2 separate regions of the Homo sapiens genome follow, and region 1 is linked to region 2. The links are chromatin loops, found by intact Hi-C in ENCODE. Cell type or tissue: IMR-90. All regions are shown on one strand. Links, peaks and the distances in the headings refer to the core of each region. The heading gives the core; the rest is flanking DNA. Region 1 has its middle 59 kb from the start of FLJ33534. Region 2 overlaps FLJ33534 (Putative uncharacterized protein FLJ33534).

Region 1 (5,372 bases), core at 281-5,280, 52 kb after region 2:
AAGAAAATGACAGAAATAGACTTCTCCTAGTCACAGAACAGACAGGAGTGCCAAAGACTGTTAGTTAGGAGTAGGTTCACTGCTAGTGACAGCAACCTGGCCTTAGAGGCTCAGACACACAAAGGTTTATTATCTCACAAAAAAGTAGTACAGACGTAGGCAACCTAGGGCCGATGTGGTGGCTCCATGAAGTTATCAGGTAACCCGGTTCCTTTCTGTCTTCTATTTTTGCCTGGTATCACTTCCAATATCAAGGCAATCTCACAGCCTAAGATGGCTGCCAGAGCTCCAGCCATTATTCCTACAGTTGAAGCACCAGAAAGGAAAAAGTGAGGAAGAAGGGCTCCCTCAATCATCTGAGAAACACTCCAAGAAGTCCAACACAACACTTCCATTTGCATCTCACTGGTCACTCCTAGTTTTGAGGGAGGCTGGGGAAGGCAGTCTTTATTCTTAAGTGGCAACATGTCCAGCTAAAAAGCAGGACTGTGTTACTAAGAAAGAAGAGAGAATGGCAATAGGTAGCAGCTGTAATCTCTGCCACATACACAAAGTCAGTGGCCTGAGGTGGGTCTGATGGTAGGGACAGTTGTACTTTGGCCAGCTGTCCCCCCTGTGCTGAGAGCTGCTGGTCACTTGCTGCCTGCTGTGACACTGGCAAGGCCACTGGCAGGAGGGAAGCAGTGATGCTAGCCGTTCCTCAGTCCACCGCTGTGTCTCATATGGTGTCCAATCTTGTTTTATCTGTACAGATCCAACAGGAACAGTAGTCGTTTTCACTTACATTTCAGTTTGTGCCGTGCATCGCCTTCTGACCAACATGGTGTTCTTTGGCTGGCTCCTATAGAAGCAGAGTTTGAGAGAGGAGTTTTTGTTTTTTTAAGGGATAGGGTCTCGCTCTGTGGCCCAGGCTAGAGTGCAGTGGTGTGATCATAGCTCACTGCAGCCTCCAACTCTTGGACTCAACTATCCTCCTGCCTCAGCCTCCCAAATAGCTGGGACTACAGGTGTGCTATCACACCTGGCTAATTTTTAAAATTTTCTTTAGAGACAGGGTCTCACTATGTTGCCCAGGCTGGTCTCAAACTCCTTGACTTAAGCAAGCCTCCCACCTCAGCCTCCCAAAGTTCTGGGATTACAGGCGTGAGCCACCTTGTCAGGCCTGAGACAGAAACTCTTGAGGGAGTGCCCTCGGGTGACGTGTGTGAGGGTGAGAGAAGCGTACCCAGACAGGGGAAGAAGTAGACAAAGAGGTGGTTTGACCCCACAGGGAGCCCAGGACTGTGAATGGGACCCATGTTGTCCCACCTGAGGCAAGGGGCTGGGTTTTAGTGTCCCCATCGGTCACGTAGGTGCCGTCCTGCTCACATCAGCCCAGTTCAGAGCCCTGCCTAGTGCCAGCCCTCAGAGAAGGAGACGGAGCCTGCACAGATGGCATCCAAGTCATCCTCGTGGCACCCAGTGAGGAGCCCCAGGCTCGGGTCATTATCCCTACATTACAAAGGAGGAGTCTGAGGCCTTGGGGAGGGAGGTGACCCGACAGGACCATGGGCCACCCTGAGGCAGAACCAGGACCAGCCGTGGCCTCCTGCCTGCCGGCCACTGCCTTAGATGGGAACACCTGGAGCCCCTTCCACTGCTCTGCGTTGCTGCCTCCAAACTGCACTTCTGGCGACCGAGCATCTGTTATTTGTGCCATTTTAAATTTTGTACTGGGTCTGAGTGAGACACATGGAAAGGAAAGCAGCTAAACCACTTATTAGAAAAGGAGTGTTTCCAGCTGCAGACAATCGCTGTAGTGATCCTCATCGCCCTTAGAATAAAGACAAACGGCAGCACACGTTTCCCGGGGTAAAGGGTGCACCACAGTGGCACAATCACACCTGTGTGCATTTGACGGTGCTTTTTCTTTATTTTTCCCTTTGGAGGGGAGTACAGGTGGGCAGGGGCTGGGCGCAGCCGCCTGGCACCATGGGCTCAGTCCTGGCTTCCATCTCTGTCCAGTCTCCATTTTCATCCTGAGTTCCTGAGTCATTTTTTTCTTGCAGTTGAAAGCAATTTCCTGTTTACATTTTTTCCTTCAGGACACAAGGGCGGCTGGTTATGGACATATGAGCTTTCATAGATTTAAAAGTCTCAAGCGATTCTTCCATAAGGATGTAAAAATTTCCTCATGGGGCCCATTTTTCCAACCGAAGTTTTTTGGGTCTCCTCAATGGTCTCTTTCTCCTTTTTCGGTGTGAGATGATGGTTGCTGTGGCACTGTTGACGGTGAAAAACTAAAACCCCCGAATGACCTTCAGCATTGGGCTGATTGAACCTCAATGGCACCTCTTATCGTAAGAATATAGATTTGTATGTATTGACCTGGATAATTGACCTCCAAGATATTCTGAAGTGGGAAAAGCTAGTTGTAAACAAGATTATATAGCACTACGTAGTTTTTTTTTTTTTAAACAAACAACACATACACTCAAAACCTCTGTGTGCATATGTGTGTGTGTCTGTGTTTGTGTGTGTGTGCCAGAAGGAACAGAGACAGAGGTGAAGGCAGAGACGCTGCAGCGCCACCCACTGGCGCTGGCTTGGGTCATGCGGGAGGGGAAGAGGAAAGGGAGAGAAGGCTGCTGGGCAGTGCTCGACCTGAGACGTTCTCAGATTTCCCATTTCCATCCTGCCCCCGTCCGCATCACATCACATCCAGACAGGTCTGCAGGCTCCTGCTATAGCCCCACTGTTTTAAGCCGCCTGTTCCTAAACCTGTCCTTTCCACAGCTGCCCCGCCCTGCTTCCGGCACCCCACAGAACTCCTGAGGAATCTACATGGATGCCATTGAATTGAAACGGCCATTGCAACATTATAACTGAGACAGCGAAAGAGATCTGACTGAACCAACTCCATCTTGCTTCTAACCTCCAAGTTGTACTTGTTCATTCCTGAGCACAGGCTGAAATAATTCTGAGGGGAACTTAGTTTATAGTTTAGCTTTGAAACAAAGACGATAACAGCCCTTTCCCAAAACAAACTCCTTTCTTGCCTGGGCACTCCTCTGCCTTTGTATCACTAACAAATTAGCCAAATATTAGAAATTATGGTTTAGGAGCCATGCAGCTGGAGGCTACAAGACTCTGACTCTCCTCAGATTGCTCCTGGGGATAACATCACCGTTTTAAAACCTAAGATCAGTGCTTGAGATATTTTGCAGACCCCAAACTCGATGGATCAGCTGGCACCACCCAGATCAATAAACTGGCTCATCTGGTCGTGTGGCCACCCCCAACCCAGGAACTGACTCAGCACAAGAGAACAGCTTTGACTTCCTATGATTTCATCTGCAACCCGACCAATCAGCAGTCACAACTCACTGGCCCCTACTCACCAAATTATCTTTTAAAACTCCAATCCCCGAATTGGAGTCAATTCTCGGGGAGACTAATTTGAGTTATAATGAAACTCTGGTGTCCTGCACAGCTGGCTGTGCATCAACAACTCTTTCTCTATTGCAATTCTCCCGTCTTGATAAATCTGCTCTGTCTGGGTAGCGGGCAAGGAGAACCCGCTGGGTGGTTATACAATTGTTAAGAGGCAGGAAACAGAATCAGGTGAATAACCAAGGAGCAAGGGGAGGTGGCATCTAGCTTCTTGAGCAGGAGTTAGGGGTCATACTGGGAATAGAGGCACTGGGGGACATTATTACTTTTTCTAGGTAGATTATTTGATTTGTTAAAGTAATAAAATGTAAACTTTAATGAATCAAATGAATTGCTTTGAAACATTAAGGGTGAGGGTCCTTTGAACACCACAGTTCTACTGCTCACCATAGCCTTTGACTGATCAACAGCAGTAAACCACAAAGCCCCTTAGAGCGGGAGCTGCCGGCTGCTGTTGAAGCTTCTCAGTCCCAGCCCTGGAATCAATTGTTTCTCCAGGGGATGTGGGTTCCTCTTTCATGTGGAGAATGAAATTTAAAAGCCAAAGTCTGGGTGCTAGGTGTGCTCAGTGCTTTTGGGAAACAGCAGCTTTTGTTGCTGTTCCCAGGCTCCTTAAATGGGCAGAGCTAGGGAATATATGTAATATATATATGTGTATCTTTCTACCTGGTATCTATCGTCTATCACTGTCTGTTTAGCTAATCTCTCTCTCTCCATCATCTAATTTATCTGTGTATCATCTATCTCTGTCTATCTAATATCTATTTCTATCATCTAACTTATCTATCATCTATCTATATCTAACCTTCATCCATCCATCTCTCATCTCTCTAATCAATCTATCAGCTGTCTATTGTTCCCCAAAACTTTAAGTTCACATGGATACTTTAATCCCAGTGTTGCAGGACTTTCTCCTCAGTTCAACTAAAAACCAGGTTCTTGTCACATGACCAGGAAAGATTAGGCTCACAGACACATAGAAGGGTGAGAAAAATGGAATTTATTGGGTGAAAAAGGAAGAAGAGAAACACTTTCAGCAGAGCGAGAGGGAAGCTGAGAAATCAGCTCCTGCCCCCACCACACAGGAACTGAAGAGGCCGGGCTCCTCCCCTCTGCAAATGGCTGGAAGTTCCCTGGCTCCACCCCGTCCTCCTAGTGTGCAGGCCTGTTAGAAGTTCTCCCGGGAGCCCTTTTTACTTGGCTGTCTCACCAGGTCAAACAACAGGGCTCATTCTAGCTTTCCCCTTTCCACGTCTGTAACTCACTTCTTTGATATGAGGGCCCTGGCTCCCATCGTCCTCATATGGCTTCTTATGTGGTCCATGTCCCTATGTATAACCCACCTCCTTTCACTGGCACTTTCTCCTCCCTCACGCAGGTACTCTCCTCCCAACCCTTCCTGAATCATCTATTCTGGTGGCTACAGCAGGAGCCACCAGACCTTTCTGGGTGTGATGTGATACAGTATCCATGCATCACATCCAGTATCCCCTCCTATACAAAGGGAGGGGACCCAAAGAGGGTAGCCGTTGCCGGCTCAAATGCCTGGGTTTATATCCCTTATATCCCGATCATTGTACCTCCTGCTGTGCTCTCAGGCAATAGATGATCCAGTCTTCCATGTATCACAGTATAGCTCCCTTTGCAAGGGAGCTCTGTTTTCACTCTATTAAATCTTGCAACTGAAAAAAAAAAAAAAAAAAAAAATGGGGGAAGACTGTTTCACAATCGCCCCAGCTCTAGGGGTTCCAGGGGGCTGGTTGCCCAGAAGGAACCAGCTGCGAGAAGCCCTGTCCTGGGTGGGCAAGATGCTCTTGACTTTTTTCTTTTTTCTTGTGAGAAGCAAATGGGACTGGCAAATGTGGCCACCGTCTGTTGTCATTAATGGACAGTAACATTCATGTGCCCCTTTTTAGAAGATGAATTATATATTAACAAGA
Region 2 (5,372 bases), core at 321-5,320:
TAGAAACAAGTATGAATACTGGCCCATATTCAAAGGGAGGAGAATTAAACTCCACTTTTGATGGGAGGAGGATCAAATAATTTATAGAGGTTATTTAAAACCATCACAAACATATTAGATTTGCCATGTTTAGGCATTTATTCTGCAAAAAAACATACAAATGTGCAAAGTTACTTGAGGCTATTTTCTGCAGTGTTATTTGTGTTAGTTAAAAAAAAAAAGGAAACAATCTAAATGTCCATCAAGGGTCAGGTGCAGTGGCTCACGCCTGTGATCCCAGCACTTTGGGAGGCCGAGGCGGGTGGATTATCTGAGGTCAGGAGTTCGAGACCAACCTGGCCAACATGGTGAAACCCCATCTCTATTAAAAGTACAAAAAATTAGCCGGGCATGGTGGTGCATGCCTGTAGTCCCAGCTACTCGGGAGGCTGAGGCAGGAGAATTGCTTGAACTCTGGAGGTGGAGGTTACAGTGAGCTGAGATCGTGCCACTGCACTCCAGCCTGGGCAAAAGAGCAAGACTCCGTCTCAAAAAAAAAAAAAAAAAATTCCATCAATAGAAGACTGGTTATGTTACTTGTGGTATCTTTACTATACTTATTACTTGTAAAGATGTCATCTATATAATGTTAAGCAAAACAAACATGATAAAACAACAATAACAAAACGTGTTGCAAAGTGGTATATGCAGTCTGATTCTGGTGTTGTTATTATAATATGAGTTGAATGCATGAGAAAAGTCTGAACGGACGTGCTTCCTCCCGTGTCTACTGCATATCTTTAGGGAGTAGACCGGAATGCAGTGGCATGATCTTGGCTCCCTGCAGCCTCCAACTCCAGGGTTCAGCAATCCTCCCACCTCAGCCTCCCAAGTAGCTGGGACTACAGGCATGCGCCACCATGCCTGGGTAGTTTTTGTGTTTTCTTGTAGAGACAGGGTCTCACTGTGTTGCCCAGGCTGATCTCAAACTCTTGGGCTCAAGCAATCTGCCCACCTTGACTTCCCAGAGTGCTAGGATTATAGGTGTGAGCCACTGCACCTGGTCAATCATGTTAACGCCTAAGATATGATTGTCAGGGGTAGTGCAGAGAGCACAGAATTGAGAATCCAGAGAACTGGGTTCTTGTCTAGGCTCTGACCCTACCTTCCTGGGCTTTTTTTTTTTTTTTGAGACAGGCTCTCCCTCTATCGTCCAGGCTGGAGTGCAGTGGCACCATCACGACTGACTGCAGCCTCCTGCGCCCCGTGATCTTCCCACCTCAGTGCCCTGAGTAACTGGGACCACAGGTGTGTACCACCGCACCCAGCTAATTTTGTTTATTCTTCTGTAGCAATGGACTCTCGCTATGTTACCCAGGTTGGTCTCAAACTCCTGGGCTCAAGCGATCCACCCTGCTTGGCCACCCAAAGTACTGGGATTACAGGCGTGAGCCACCATGCCCGGCCTGGGCCCATTGGTAAGGATTATTCAACAGTAAAGATAGTAAATCTATGACAGTCTCTCTTGGATTATGTATTAGTTTGCCAGAGCTGCCCTAACACAATGCCATGAACTGGGTGGCTAAACAAGAGAAATGGAGCGTGTCACAGTGCTGGAGGTCAGAGGTCTGAGAAGAGGGGTCGGTGGGGTTCATTCCTTCTGAGACAGTGAGGGAGAATCTGTGCCAGGCCCCTTACCCCACTTTTGGGACCTTCCTGGCAATCTTCCATGTTCCTTGGTGTGCAGAAGCATCACCCTAATCTCTGCCTTCATCTTCACATGGTGTTGTTTCTTTGTGTGTCTCTGTCTAAATTTCTCCTGTTTTATGAGGGCACATTCATACTGGATCTCAGCCCACCCTACTCCAGTATGACCTCATCCGAACTCATCACATCGGCAATGACCCTGGTTCCAAATAAGGTCACATTCTGGGGTGCTGGGGATTAGCACTTCAATGCAAATTTTGAGAAGCACAATTCAACCAATCACAGATTATACAGATTTGAATTCCTTCTGGGATCTATTAAGGGATAAAACCGACCTTGTATGGCCAGGCACAGTGGCTCGCACCTGTAATTCCTGCCAGCCCTTTGGGAGGCTGAGGTGGGTAGATCACCTGAGGTCGGGAGTTTGAGACCAGCCTGGCCAACATGGCAAAACCACATCTCTACTAAAAATACAAAAATTAGCTGGGTGTGGGTAGGCACGAGCCTGTGATCCCATCTACTTGGGAGGCTGAGGCAGGAGAATCACTTGAAACCTCGAGGTGGAGGTTGAAGTGAGCTGAGATCATGCCAGTGCACTCCAGCCTGAGTGACAGAGCGAGACTCCATCTTAAAAAAAAGAACCAACCTTGTATTCAGCCCCCACTGTACGTCAGGCATTATTTCCAGTCCTCACCTCACCTCATTCGGTGAACAGTATTAGCTCCATTTTATGGATGAGAAAACAAAGTCTTCAAGAGGCTGAGTGTCTTGTCCAGGGACCCAGGCAATAAGTGGCAGGCCTTGCATGGAATTCACTCATACAACTTCTAAAGTCTGTGCTTTATTGGAACTGCAGAGCTGTGGTTTGACTAATACTTGACTACGCCTAAGGATTTTTCCCCAGGAACTTCCTTGATAATTTTCATTAAATAGACCTTATATTTTCAATCCACTCGAGCCTCTGGGAGACAAGTGAGAAATTCCCTGATGGATAATGGCATTAAAAACAGCAACTGTGTACACTGCTTGAAAAGTGTGCTTTCTTGCATTTCTCTTGTGAAGTGTTGTGACGGCCTTGTGAAGTGGAGCCGATCACATGTGGATTTAGGGGCAGAAACTGGAAGACCACAACCCACCTAGACCGCACAGGCAAGAAATGGACCCCCAGGACCAGAATCCCTTCTGACTATAGTTTCTGGCCTCTTCTTCAGTTGTTATTTGCAGAGAAAAAGCATCTCACATAAACAGTTTTACTTCGGTTATCAAAAAGATACTCAATGATCTATATTTCAAAGACTCTAGATTCCTGGGAGTTGGGGGAATTTTAAGCATTGGGAACATATTCTGGAGCATGTCTTTATGTTCTTTATTCTGTAGCTTCCCATGGGTGGCCAGCCGAATGCATTATGGGAGAAAGCAGGTCTCGTGGATAATATTTCTGAAGATCGGAGCAGGTTGCCAGGTCCACGTCGGCCATGACTGCAGCACGCTCCGGAGGCAGCAGGGGGCACCCTGGAGCTTCGCATCCTCCTTCAGGCCCGCGGCATCTCCCCTGGCTCCACCATCCCCAGGTGTCTCAGGTTGGACGCACGGTAGTTCGCTATGGCCATTTCTGATTAAAGACAGAACAAATGGATTGTCCGGATACGGTGTCTGTGAAAGGAACCCAGCTGTGAGCCTCGGCAGGCAGGTGCGACATTCTAAATCCACAGGGAGGGCCCAGAAGGGACGCAAGAGGTCACCTGCCGTGCAGGGTGCGGGGGGTCTTGGAGGTGGGCAGCAGCTGTTCACCCGTGAGCGACGAGGAGCATCAGCGCTTGAACAGCGGAAGCAGCATTTACAGGTGAACACCAGCCCGAGAGGGCCGGGGGGCCCAAAGCTATGGTGTCCAGAGCCTCCCAGCTCCCACTCTGGCCTCCAGTGGCCATGGAATTGCTAACTATGAGGGCGCAAGCTTCTCCCAGCAAGTCAAGGGGATGCTATGTGCTGCGATAACGGGTCCGGCCGCCTTGCCTTTGGCCTTCCAAGCCCCTCTCTGAGCCCCAGGACGTACCCACACCTGCCGGCCCATGTAGGGTGGTCCCAGCCTGCGTCAGTCAGGCCACACTCCGGAGCCAGGCTTGGTGCAAACTCCCAGCTGAGCTCACCCGCTGGCTGCGGTCTGTGATACTTCCCTGGTGGTCTCTGACGGGGCTGTATGGCCTCCCTCTGGAACCCAGGCTGAACACTCGAGGAGCTGGAGGCAGTCGGGCAGAATCAGCCTCTGGTTGCCAGCATGGGGTGTCAGGCAGGGGCAATCCAGCGGGGAGCCTGGGGAGAGAGGGCGGGGGTGAGGCACTGATCTCAGGCTGTGGGGAGGAATTCACACCTGCATGGCTGAGGCTGGTGCTGCCCCCCTGATCACCAGGAGATCAGCCTCTCCTTCCCCAGCCTCAATTTGCACCCCTGGCCTGTGCGGTTGGCACTGTCTCCCGTGGGGAGCCCCTGCCTGGCTCAGGGGAGACCCTGGTGCAGAGCCCACCTTTGGAGCTGCCCTGTCCTGCTGAGGCAGGAGCCACCCCTGGCCTGGCCCTGGCCCTGGCCCTGGCCCTCCGGTGAGGCTGCAGTAGCCAGGAGAAGGCCAGTCAGAAAGGCCATCTGCCTGGCGGGTGTTTCTAGCCAGCAGGCCAGGGTAAGGAAGTTGTCAGGCGTCCTGCGGGGATGGCCAGGGTTGCAGACAGGGGTGGCAGCCAGCTCCATGTAGCTCTGGGACCCAGGTGTGTGGCAGGGCCAGGAGCATGTTCTGCTGCTCTTCCAGGCCCGACTCCAGCTCATTTCCTTGAGAGACCCTTTCACCTATTCCAACCTGCATTTGCCTGTGTCGTCCTTTGCAGCAGCAGCCTTGTGGCTGTGCCTCTTCTGTGCCCTCCGAGTTCTAGGCTGAGGGTGAGGATTGGATGAGTTGATCCACGCAAGGCTCCTGGCACAGTGCCTGGCATATGGTTAAATAGACTTGAAGTTATAATTACCAGGTATGTGACCCTGTCCTCAATATGAGTGCCACAGTGGGCTGGAGAGTGGCAGCCCTGCTGGGCAGGATCGTAGGGTCTCAGTGACAGGCCTTCCTCGTATCCCTGACAGGGAGAGAGGCTCACTGAATAGTAAGTTGGCTGTGTCTTTTCTGTCTGAGCCTCTCTGGGAAGCTTCCAAGGGGATAAAGGCTTGAGCTGGAACTTGGAGGAGTTTGCAGGTGGCTGGATTGGGGTGGGGGTGGGGAGGAGGGTGCCAGCATGCCAGGTGGGGGAACAGCATGGGCGAAGGTATGGAGATGGGGGAGGGATCTGGACAGGGTGCCTGTGGCTGGAGCACAGGGCATGTGTGGGCGGGAAGCAGGTGAAGAGAGGAAGAGCTCTGGGGGACTTCTGGAGGGGACCCACCGTAGGAGCAGGCCAATGGCTGGCAGGGCTAAGTGGTGCAGGTGCCCCTGATGGATTTGATCGAGGTGGGCACACATGCTCATGTCAGAGGCATGTAAACCAGAGCAACTCCATCTTGCGTAGGAGCTGGGTAAAATGAGGCTGAGACCTACCGGGCTGCATTCCTGGACAGTTAAGGCATTCTAAGTCATGGGACAAGACGACACAGGTCATAACGACCTTGCTGATGAAACAGGTTGCAGTAAAGAAGCTGGTCAAAACCCACAAAAA

What was found. A loop is a pair of places that touch in the nucleus more often than their neighbours do. Peaks named below come from ENCODE experiments on the same cell type or tissue, not always from the same donor. Only the 100,000 strongest peaks of a DNase experiment are listed, where the experiment ranks them.
Region 1: it touches region 2 in a loop (12-fold over the local background); 8 of 110 quality-filtered maps call a loop at or near these places.

What each region holds. Positions count from the first base shown.
Region 1 is chr2:11,070,659-11,076,030 of GRCh38, reverse strand. No RefSeq gene overlaps it. Among named protein-coding and RNA genes, the nearest start is that of FLJ33534, 59 kb to the left of the region's middle. In IMR-90, for the core only: a CTCF peak has its summit at 2,576 (motif pointing left); a DNase peak (open chromatin) is centred at 2,060; H3K27ac peaks cover 1,497 bases.
Region 2 is chr2:11,122,477-11,127,848 of GRCh38, reverse strand. FLJ33534 (Putative uncharacterized protein FLJ33534) reads left to right here. Exons shown (of 9, transcript NR_040080.1): 4 at 3,064-3,266; 5 at 4,560-4,697. Among named protein-coding and RNA genes, the nearest start is that of FLJ33534, 7.0 kb to the left of the region's middle. In IMR-90, for the core only: a CTCF peak has its summit at 3,191 (motif pointing right); no DNase peak of the experiment used is centred there.